Linked DNA regions of Mus musculus: all the other regions are linked to region 2. The links are chromatin contacts, found by Hi-C or POLR2A ChIA-PET in ENCODE. All regions are on one chromosome and are shown on one strand. The core of a region is the stretch at or near the end of the contact, and the rest is flanking DNA. Distances in the headings are between cores, read along the strand shown.

Evidence for each region. Hi-C counts contacts between places; a loop is a spot of excess contacts on that map. ChIA-PET counts read pairs that join two places held with the same protein, here RNA polymerase II (POLR2A).
Region 1: a loop to region 2 is called in a map of left cerebral cortex, with 4 times the contacts of the local background. The contact joins the promoter of Polr1e here to the promoter of Zcchc7 in region 2. A Hi-C loop is called at or near these places in 1 of 37 maps with a recorded cell type or tissue (left cerebral cortex). POLR2A ChIA-PET finds 5 or more read pairs at or near these places in 4 of 5 experiments (Patski and embryonic stem cell).
Region 3: POLR2A ChIA-PET joins it to region 2 with 10 read pairs in Patski. The contact joins the promoter of Melk here to the promoter of Zcchc7 in region 2. POLR2A ChIA-PET finds 5 or more read pairs at or near these places in 2 of 5 experiments (Patski and embryonic stem cell).

The regions. Positions count from the first base shown.
Region 1 is chr4:45,016,343-45,019,866 of GRCm38, forward strand. It overlaps Polr1e (polymerase (RNA) I polypeptide E), which reads left to right and starts at 2,267. Exons shown (of 12, transcript NM_022811.3): 1 at 2,267-2,450; 2 at 2,932-3,035. The coding sequence starts at 2,330.
Region 2 is chr4:44,754,907-44,758,732 of GRCm38, forward strand. It overlaps Zcchc7 (zinc finger, CCHC domain containing 7), which reads left to right and starts at 1,653. Exons shown (of 9, transcript NM_138590.4): 1 at 1,653-1,786.
Region 3 is chr4:44,299,209-44,302,641 of GRCm38, forward strand. It overlaps Melk (maternal embryonic leucine zipper kinase), which reads left to right and starts at 1,709. Exons shown (of 18, transcript NM_010790.2): 1 at 1,709-1,864.

The sequences.
Region 1 (3,524 bases), core at 1,017-3,516, 260 kb after region 2:
TACAATTCTGACCCAGCTGGCCCATGGGTAACCCTTCTTTTTCCCAGACAGAATCTCTATCTTTTGCATCCTTGCCTGTGGTAATTCTGGGAATCCTCCTCACTCTCTTACCAGTAAGAAAGCAGCCAGTGCAGAGGACTTCCAGTGACTATGCCATCCTGGCAAAGAGGTGCCCCAAAAGGGAACCACTCTGGTGTAACAGAGCTTCCCAACTTTCAACTATACCCACCTCACATGCTGATTTCCAGATGATCTGATGGATTCAGAAGTGAAAGAAAAGAAAGAAACGTTCTGGCTGGGTGTGATGGTGCATTTATGTAGTCCCAGCACTTTTGGCGGGGGTGGGGGGGTGGGGTGGGGAGATCATAGTCACCCTCAGGCACAGAGTAACCCCAGGTAGTGATGTTGCCATTTCACCATTTCAAGGACCATGGTGCTTTGAATAGCAAAGCCATAGTGTCCCTGTGCTAGAGAGGGGTCGAGACGCCATCACTTGGTTTCTGGGAATTGAACTCAGGACCTCTGCTTGCTCCTCTTGCTGGCCCCGTTTGCTCCAGCCCAAAGAGTTATTTATTACTATAAGGAAGTACACTGTAGCTGTCTTTAGACACACCAGAAGAGGGCATCAGAGCTTATGTGGTTGCTGGGATTTGAACTCAGGACCTTCAGAGGAGCAGTCAGTGCTCTTACCGGTTGAGCCATCTCTCCAGCCCTCTTTGGCACCTCTTAACTTCCATACAAGTGTCCATTTTTATGTAGCCAGTGAACATATACATAGTATCTATTATGTATAAACCCTATGCTAACTTGTTGCAAGAACATTAGTATTTCTGAGGTGCGCTCCCTGACTTAGTTAGGCTCCAAGGATTGATGACCTGGTCTACTCTATTACCTACCCTTTCCTTCATTCGCTCATTTTTAAATTTTATTTTACATTGATTTATTTTGTGTGTGCATGCAGATGTATGCTACCGAGTAAGCTCTCTTCTTCCACCAGGTGGGTCCTAGGAAGACCATCAAACTTGGTAGCAAGTGCCTTTATCCACTGAGCTTTTTCCAGACCTCTCACTCAACATTTGCTGAGGTCCCCCCCCCCCCCACTTTTTTTTTTTACAGGACCTTTCAGGAGTTGGAGGTGCAGAAGTGAAAGAAATGAAATAAACTTTCTTTCTGGCTGGGTGTGATGGTGTGTGTATGTAATCTCAGCACTTGGCAAGAGGATGGGGAGTCACCCTCAGGCACAGAACAAGTGGAGTTTGAAGACAACCTGAGCCCAAAAGGAACAGAGACCTCAGTCCCTTCTTCCTCCTTTCATCCTTGACCACCAGATGAGCAGTTTTGCTTTACCATACATTCCCTCTTGGGACCCAAATAAATTAATAATTTAAAAAGTGAAATGTTTCTAATAGGCTCTACCATTCATTACTAACCTCAAATAAACTGAGTATGGAAAAGATTCTGACAGAAGGGGGGATGACTAATTAGTTAACTAAGTCCTTTTATATTCTTTTTTCCTTTCTGGAAAGAATCAATAGAAAATCACTGGGTAGAGTCAAAGAAAGTGTAACCTTCCAACCAAAGAGTTGTGACAGCTAGAAGCAAAGTATAATTTGTGTGTATGTGTGACAGTTCTCACTTGAACTTGCCTCAAATTCATGGCAGCCCTGCTCTTAAATGCTGGGATTACAAGTGTAAGGCTGCAACACGGTTTCTGACAGGCTCTTTTAGCTGAAAAGGCAGTATCAAGGCCGTTGGGGAAATTGAATACTACAAGATTACATGGTTGAATCACTGTTAGCTCTCTTATTTGGGTGGCTGCATTGAAATTACTCAGGGAGAAACCCTACATTAGTCAGTTTTTTTCTATTACCTTAACAAAATATGTGAGACAAAGCTGGTGGTCTAATCTCCGTGAATTTGAGGCCATTATGTTTCACAGAATGAGTTCCAGACCAACCAGGATTACACACATGGTGATAGCCGGCCTTAAACGACAATAACAACACAAAATGAAGACAGCTCATAAAGAGGAACGGTTTCTTTTATTTTGGTTCACAGTTCTGGAGATTTTGGTGTGACTGGTCCCACAGCTTAGAGCCTGCGGTGAGCAATACAACACAAAAGTGAAGCTGCTCTCCTGGAGGTCCGAGACGAAAGGGGAGTTACTGCATCCTCCTGCAAGGGGGAGGGTGTGATCCTCAAGGGAAAGAACCAAAGAGTGGGCGGGGACGCGATCCAGTGAGGGGCGTGGCCTTACTGCTGGTGTACCCTGGGCGGGGCCTAGAATGTCACTTCCGGTTTTTGAGTCCGCGTGTGAACCGGCGAGCTCATGGCTACTCTGGAGTCTCCTGGGATGGATGACCAGGCTGGAGACACGGAGACAGAGGCGCTACAGAGTGCAAGGTGGCTGTACTGTGGAGAGCCCGACGACAGGCAGAAAGCTGTGCTGGGTAAAGACCGCCGACCCGGAGCGGAGTTCCGCGTAATCCTTTCCGCTTCTGTCTGGGTACCACGGTAGCCCACTGCCTGCAGCCGGGACAGGTTCCCTGCCACCATCACCTTTTCCCTCCGCATTCATCTATCGTCACCACTTCGGACTCGTCTCAGGGCAGTGCCCAGGGACCTGACATCTCCACAGCTCTCTCATTTGCCCTTTTCCCCCCTCTACGGAGCAGAGTTTCCTCTCTTGCCAGTTAATGGCATTTCCTCAGTCGTTCTCTTTTGTCACAACCCCTGCCCAGAGGTCACTTCCCCTCCCCTCCTCCATCTCCCTCTTTAGAACTGGACCAGGGCTTTCTTCATACCCCCCCGCCCCCCGAAAGTCGGACTTAAGCTCCCTTGCCTTCACTACCGGCGTCCAGCCACAGTGCAGGTCTCCCCATCCATACCCTGCTGGTCCTCGCCTCTTATTCTTGGCTTACACTCTTACAGTCCAGTTCTCCAATGGGAAGCTGCAGAATCCGGGCGACATGCGCTTCACCTTGTACAACAGCACCGACTTAGTAAACCCCAGGCAGAGGAGTCACCGGATCGTGGTAAGTGCTTGCTGGTACAGATGGTCTGGGCTCTGCAGACCTCAAAAGGTTCTTGGTGTGGGCAGACATGGGAGACCTGGCCTGGGGGGGAGGAAAGGAGGAGTAGCAAATGAGACTCTGGCCCCACTGAGGAGCAAGATTTTGGGCTTTTCACTTATATGGGCTTTATCTTTCCAGACAGGGTTTCTTCCTGTAGCCCTGGCTATCCTGGAAATTACTATATAGACCTGGCTGGCTTTGAACTCAGAGAATCACCACCTGTCTCTGACTCCGTAGTGCTGGGATTAAAGGTGTGCAGCACCACCCACCCCTGGCTTCATAAGTTGTCCCCCTACATGACCTTATTGAACGTTCACCATGTCCTCATGCCGCAGGCTAAGGAAGCATCTTCATGGGATTTGCACCTCTTAGGGAGGTCACTGTTCAGAGCTCAGCTTCAACCCTATTTTATGTGTATGGGTGTTGTTCATTTTTGTCTATGTACAATGT
Region 2 (3,826 bases), core at 403-2,902:
GCAAGAGGTAGGGGGACCTCTGAGGACAGACGGGGGAGAGGGAACTCTGAAAACAGAGAGGGGGGAGGGGAAAAAAGAAAAAGGAGAGGACATATGAGATTATGGAACACACAGAGAGCCGGGTGGCCAGCAGTCCTTTTATAGGTCCTCTAATCCCTTGCTCGGTCCCTGGGAGGAGTCTAGTGAAATCACCTGTAAGCTAACAATATACTAAGAGGAGTTATTATGGCCCTTGATTAAAAATTCAGTCTTTTAATACACACATACACACACACAAACACACACACAGCATTCCTTTGGCACATATTCCCTGAACTGTCCAAACATGTGACCTACTTCTATACCACTTTTTCTATCCCCCAAATAGGTTTTTCAATTTTGCCTTTTTATAGTGTCTTGTCCCTTTCTTTCCTAGCACATAACCATAATGCTAATCGAATTTTGTAATTATTTTCAAACTCCTAATACTGTAACAAGACCTTAAAATTCTTCTACTTTATCTGGACTTTCTAGAACAGCCTGACATTTTCCTGAAACTCTTCCCCCAACCCCCCTATAATTTAGTTTAAGTAAATATAAGCTTAGTTTTCTAATAACGTAGAAGGCTGACAGCTTGGCTCTAATATGTTCAATAAATGTTGGCAAAAAGATTTAAAATCAAACTCATCTATCAGGGATGTTGTCAGTACCTAATTCGGTATTTGTAAAGTTGCTTAGATGAACTTATGTTTGTTTGTGTTTGACTGTGACAAGGTCTTAAGTAGCTCAGGCTATCTTTGACTGCTCCACGTTGCTAAGGATGAACTTGAATTCCTTATTTTCCTTTTTCCACCTCCTCTGTACTAGGCTGCTTATGTGGTGGAACTTAAAAATGAACCCAGGGCCTTCTATGCGGTAAGCAAGCACTTTACCAACTGGGTTACACGTCCAACCTCATAATTAAAGTTTTTTTGTTTTTTTGTTTTTTCTTAAAGGTGTGACCAAGGGAACCAATGCTGGAGGCCGTGAACACCGTCTCCTAGTACCAGAAAGAACAGCATTTACTCCGTGTTGCAGGAGTGCAGCTCTTCACGGTTCACAAACAGTTAACAAGGCGGAAGCACCTCCGAGTGCACTTTACAACCTAAGGTGAGAAAAGCCGTGCGGTCACTATTCCCACTAGCGGAAAAACCAAAACCCAAACCAGACACTCTCAAAAATGCCTCTTCCCGCGCTGGCATTATCAAGGTCCCTCTCCGAAGTCACCTACTAACCCTAAATCCCCTACTAACTCTGACCTCCACCCGGAAAAGGGGCCGATTTGCTCTGCGCCACGTGTTACTACGAGGGCGTCACCCAGAGCTAGAAAAGAGACAGCCCCTGCCGACCGGACCAAGGTATCATGGGAATTGTAGTTTTCTTTCCAACACGGGAGTAAGTGAACTCGCACTTACTTTTGCCCTTCAAGTAGCTTCTATTTAGTATAACTCATAAGATAAAAATATGCACCATAATTTTTTCAGCCGAGATTTCTTTTCGAAAGGAAGGATGAAGAAAAAAAGAACAAAACCAAACACAAAGTTTATAGGCGGAGAAAACAAAGGGTTAATAAGCGTTACGCATGCGCTCGGAGGACTCGCGGGTTGGGCGGAAGGACAGCTCCCAAGAGCTCTGTTTTCCCCGGAAGTACCTTCTCCTCCCTGGAGTCCGCGCGGACGCGGCTTCCTTACCTCATTTGTCCTCGCCCCTCCCCGTTCCTCTACGCGTTTCGGTTCCTGGTTGGTGCTTCCTGGTCGCGGCCGCGGCAGTGAGTATGTGTGTGACGGACCCCGAGCTGTCCCGCGGCCGGGGGACCCCTTCCCCTCTCCGCCTCGCCCGCGGAGCTGTGGAACTAATGCGTGCCCCTCTCTGGCCTTCCCCTCCCGGTCCTTCGGGGCTCAGCGCAGTGCAGCGCAGCAAATGGCCTCTCAGCTCCGTGCCGCCCCACGCGGCTCAGTGACCGGGCTGGGGTTTGGCGGCCCGAGACCAGGGCTTGGGCAAGGCTGGGCGGCGATGGCCTTGACGGGCACGTCTTCTCTGTCGGCGTTACTCCACCGCCTCCCACGGTTCACCCGTCCTGGGGAGGTGGGCCAGTCCCGAAATGTGGAGGTCTCCCTTCGCTGAGGGGAACCTGGCCCTCAAGGATGCGTCCAGTCGGGGGCCACCTTAAGCTGGTGCTGTCAAGTAGCCGCTTCACGAGTAGACACAAAGAATCTGGGAACTATGCCCCATTCCTTATATAAAACCAGGGTATCCTAAGATGATCCTCTGCCCCCGCGCCCGCACACCCTAACAGCAGACAGTTGTAGTCAATTTTACTGTGGGGAAATCGAGGTTGGGAGTTGGCAGCCCCCAGTTCCAGCCATCACTGATTAGCTGCCGACGCTCAGAATACCTTTAGGTCGAGTTTACTGTGATTTCAAGTCTCAGGGTTGAATGAAGGAAACTTTTTTTTTTTTTTTTTTTTTTTTTTTTTGAGACAGGGTTTCTCTGTATAGTCTTGGCTGTCCTGGAACTCACTTTGTAGACCAGGCTGGCCTCGAACTCAGAAATTCGCCTACCTCTGCCTCCAGAGTGCTGGGATTAAAGGGGTGAGCCACCACGCCCGGCAGAAGGAAACTTTTAAGGGCCTTTTTTAGCCCATTGGATAATTTTTTTCCTGAGCCTGTTTTTCCCAAGTATAAAATCACCCTTAATTTAATGACTAGGCTCCCTTCAAAAGCTCTCGACTTGGTGTTGAACATTTAGACCTTAAATTGCAGCGTGTGTATTTAAGACGGTGTTGTGCTTTAGGGACAGTTAATTATTGTCATTTAGTCAGAGGATGGGGAATGATCTGAGGGAAGAATTGGAAGTGAAAATTGTATGAAAACTACACGATTAACAGTGCATGGGACAAATAGGAGAAGCACTGTTTCCAGCAGAGTCCAAAGAGTAGTTAGAAGTTAACATCAGTAAATTTAGCATGCATTTCTGACATGGAGACAAGCCCATTGTTTCTCTCTTTGATGGTCCCATTTGGATTCCTTACCTCCTTTGATTGGAAGTGACAGTAACATTTGAAAAAGGGGCAGACATTTTAACTTTTGTAATTGGTTTTGTTTCTGCCTTCACTGAATCTCAGTAGCACACTGAGATTCTTGTAAGTTATAAACCTAAGTGGAGAATAAACTATTAGTCATTTTATCCATTGACAACTGTGGATTTAAAAATTCAGCCCTCAAGGTGGGGTCCAGCCCCAGGTAGAACACTGGCTTAGCATGTCCAGGCCCCTGGATATAGTCCCCAGCACCATCAAATGAATAAGACCAAATTTGGGATTTAAATCTACCTCAGATGACCTATAGCACCCAGAAAGAAGCTCTAAGCTGGAAATACTTTGAAAGAAAATTAAGAGCAAAGCGTCTAGAATGACTAGTAGGTAATCTTTTAAGGGGGAATATTGGCTTTTAAGTCTTGGTAAATTCTGGAAACCTAATTAACCTTTGTTAGTTTAAAGAAATTCAATGACTGTCCCCCCCCCCCAAAAAAAAAAAACCACAGTGAGTGGTTTTATATTCTTTCTTTAGATAAGCTTCTTTTCCACTTCTGATATTTTAGATTTTAAAATGTGATCAGTCTTCTGAGTTGCTGTGCTTTGATAACATCTTTTGTTTATTTACTCTTTGGGGATGGGTTCTAGGGGTTAAGACAGGAACTTCTGACCAAATGCTAGGATTATTGTGTGTCCCTGTGCCCTACCACACAGAACTTTGATAAAGTTTAAGTACCAGTTAGGTTCTTAAATAGTAAATTTGTAAGTTTAAAT
Region 3 (3,433 bases), core at 459-2,958, 460 kb before region 2:
AAATAATTATAAAGATGCAAATACATATGCATCTTTATTTTTTTCTTCCCCATGGTTGTAACTCCTAATATATATATTTTTTGAGACAGGGTTTCTTTTTGTTTGTTTGTTTTTTTTCGAGACAGGGTTTCTCTGTGTAGCCCTGGCTGTCCTGGAACTCACTTTGTAGACCAGGCCGGCCTCGAACTCAGAAATCAGCCTGCCTCTGCCTCCTGAGCGATGGGATTAAAGGTGTGTGCCACCACGCCCGGCTCTAATATTTTTCTGGTTTGGGCTGTCACTACAATTTAACTCATGCAACCTATGTAAGTTTTATAATGACCAAGCTCATGACTAGGTATAATAGGGATGCTATGATGAAAAATACTTCTATTGGCATACTGGGTGTTTATGGCGCATTGAATTTTTCTTTCTTTCTTTTTTCTTTTTCTTTTTTTCCAAAAATCATTTCTGTATTTGTTTGCAGGGAGGGGTAAATGAGGAAGTCAGATTTCTGGGGATTGAATTTAGGTTTTCAGGGCTGGTGGCAAGTATCTTTACCCATGAGCCACATTGCTAGCATCTTGATGGGTAGTTAATTTAGTTCCTAAGGTTTTATAACTTATAGCAACAGATTTTAGTAAGAATTATGAGATGCACAGGGAAAAGTGGCACAATGTTAGAGCTCTTGCTTAGAATAGCCAAGGCCAGGGAGAGCCCTCCCATGAACCAGAAGGGGGAAAAAGATCAGGGGAAAGAGGGGTCAATGGGTAATGGCAATTGGTACCAAGTTGACAGCTTGACTTGATTAGTTAGACCCATTAGGTGGCAAGAGAGAACCAACTCTTGAAAGTTGTCCTCTAACTGCCACAGGTGTGAAGTGACACGTGCCCCCCTTCCCACAAGCACGCACTCGAATAAATGAATGTAATGAAAAATTAAGAACATAAAAAACTTAATTATATGAAAACTTTTTTTTTTTGTTTTGTTTTTGTTTTTCGAGACAGGGTTTCTCTGTGTAGTCCTGGCTGTCCTGGAACTCACTCTGTAGACTAGGCTGGCCTCGAACTCAGAAATCTGCCTGCCTCTGCCTCCAAAGTGCTGGGATTAAAATATGAAAACTTAGCAAGTCAATGTCTTCTGGAAAAAATTTCCTTGTCCCTATGAGATATGCACACTGCAGTTAGTAAAGGCAAACTATTAAAAAAAAAAAAGGAAGTGAAGATGAGAGAGGGTTTTGGGTGGTGTGGGGAGCAAGAAGGGAGAATAAAGTGGATATGATCAACATACATTGTATACGTGTATGAAAGTGTCGAAGAATAATGGTATTTTTAAAAAAATAAAAATATTCTTAAAAAAAAAGAAAGAAGGAGGCAAGGCCTTAAGTCTTCAGTCAGTATCTTTTTTTTTTTTTTAAATTAGGTATTTTCTTCATTTACATTTCCAATGCTATCCCAAAAGTCCCCATACCCTCCCCCCCCCACAACTCCCCTACCCTCCCACTCGCACTTCTTGGCCCTGGCGTTCCCATGTACTGAGGCTTAAGTCAGTATCTTAAAGTCTTCACCATCACCGATCCTGAGCATTTGACATCCTACACATTTAGTATCCCATCAAAAGTTTGAGCCTATCTCGCCCCGCCCCACCATCGCTCCGCCCAGTTTTCTCCCGGCCCCGCCCCACCTCCCTGGGACTGGGCTCCCTTGGGCCCCGCCTCTTCCGGCCCGCGAGGTTTGATTCCTTTGGCGGGCGGAAGCTGCTGGAACTTGAATCCTGCAGAAATTCCCACCGACTTGTTCCGGCTTTGCTAGACTCTGCAGCCGGCTGCTTCACCTTCTGTCCTGTTCGGTCCTGTTCGGTCCTTGCTGGGCCCGCTGCCCTTCAGGTCAGTTCTTCCGTCCTCGGGCCGCACTCTGGGCCTCGTGGGGCGTGGCCGGGAGACGGAGTTTCCCTGGGGTTCCACCCATCAGCACTGTTCTCTGTGAGAACGTCTAGGTTTTTCGACCCTGGCTTTCACAGATGGTGGATGGTAGTTTTTTTTTTTTTTTTTTTTTTTTTTTGTCTCGGGTTCTGAGATGTATCTTGCGTCTTGAACTCACTGGTCTCGAACTCACTTTGTAGCCAAAGTGGTCCTTGAATTCTGGATCCTCCTGCCTTACCTTCCTGAGCGCAGGAGATACAGGCGTGAGCGCTCCCCACTCCCCATTCCCCGCTCAGCGGGTAATTGATAAAGTTTGACAGAGCATTTGACGCCCCGGAGGCTCCCATAATGGGAATTTCCAGTTCTGTTTCAGTGCTTTTGACTGTCTGCAAAAGCGATTCAGAGATGGGCTTTGAGGCACTTACACTTTTCAACTCAGTTTTCTGGGGTATTCCAGTTAAAAGAGAAATGTGTGTAACCCCTTTGTAGAGCCCAAATCCTTCCTCACCTTGCACCTCTAAAGCAAGTGGCCCGAGACTCGTATTGTAAGGACGCCCAGAGGCTATAGCAGTAAATGGAGGAGCCAGGTGGCTCCTGCCAAGAAGGGTGTGGAGGGGAGCAGTTCCCTGCTTCTCATCCCAAGGCAGGAGCTCACACTAAGGTGAGGTAGTGAGTGTTCTAGTCTCACCTTAGGTAGATTTCTGTGGTTAATGGAGGAGGAGGAAGAGAGGGTTTCAGAGGGGTCTGAAACGTTGGCTAGAGAATTTAGTCCCAACTTTTGTTCATGTTTTGGCTTCTGTTTCTTCTTAAACACCTTCGTGGAAACAGTGGCTCTGTCCCTTTTATCTATTATGAACCAACTAGATGGACAGGTTAGTCCCTAAATGCTTTTGGGAATGAATGCCTCTATTGCTGCTCTCAGAAATCTCCGCAAAGGAGCAGAAGGGTGCCGCCACTCAACTGTATTCTAAGGCCAGGTTGTAAGCCATTCTGCACTCTCATCTGAAATGACCAGATCAGTGTCAATGAGCACGAGAGGCAAGTTAATGTGTTTTGTAGTAAGTGATAGCATGGCTCAAATAACACCATACTGGTAGCAAAATACCCTCAGTTTGCCTTTTATGAGGACTCACTGTATAGTCCAAGCTGGCCTCTAACTCACAGAGATGCACCTACCTGCCTCTGTTCCTGAGTGCTGGTATAAAGGCATGTACCACAGTTATCTAATAGAATCACAAATTTCCCAATATCTAGCTAATTTCTTATTTTTTTCAGAAAAGTGTCTCTATTGCATATACCCCATTTCTTCACCAACTAGAGGAGTTCTGAGATATCATATTTTTGCTTTCTGTATTCCAATTTCTAGAAGGTAAACGGGATGTGTACAGTTATTTAGACCCAGCTTTATACCTACAACATGATCTAATCACTAGTCTCTTTTGGGGGGAGGTGGGGTGGGGTGGGCTGAGGCTTTGAGACAGGGTTGCTCTGTGTAGCCCTGGCTGTCCTGGAACTCACTTTGTAGACCAGGCT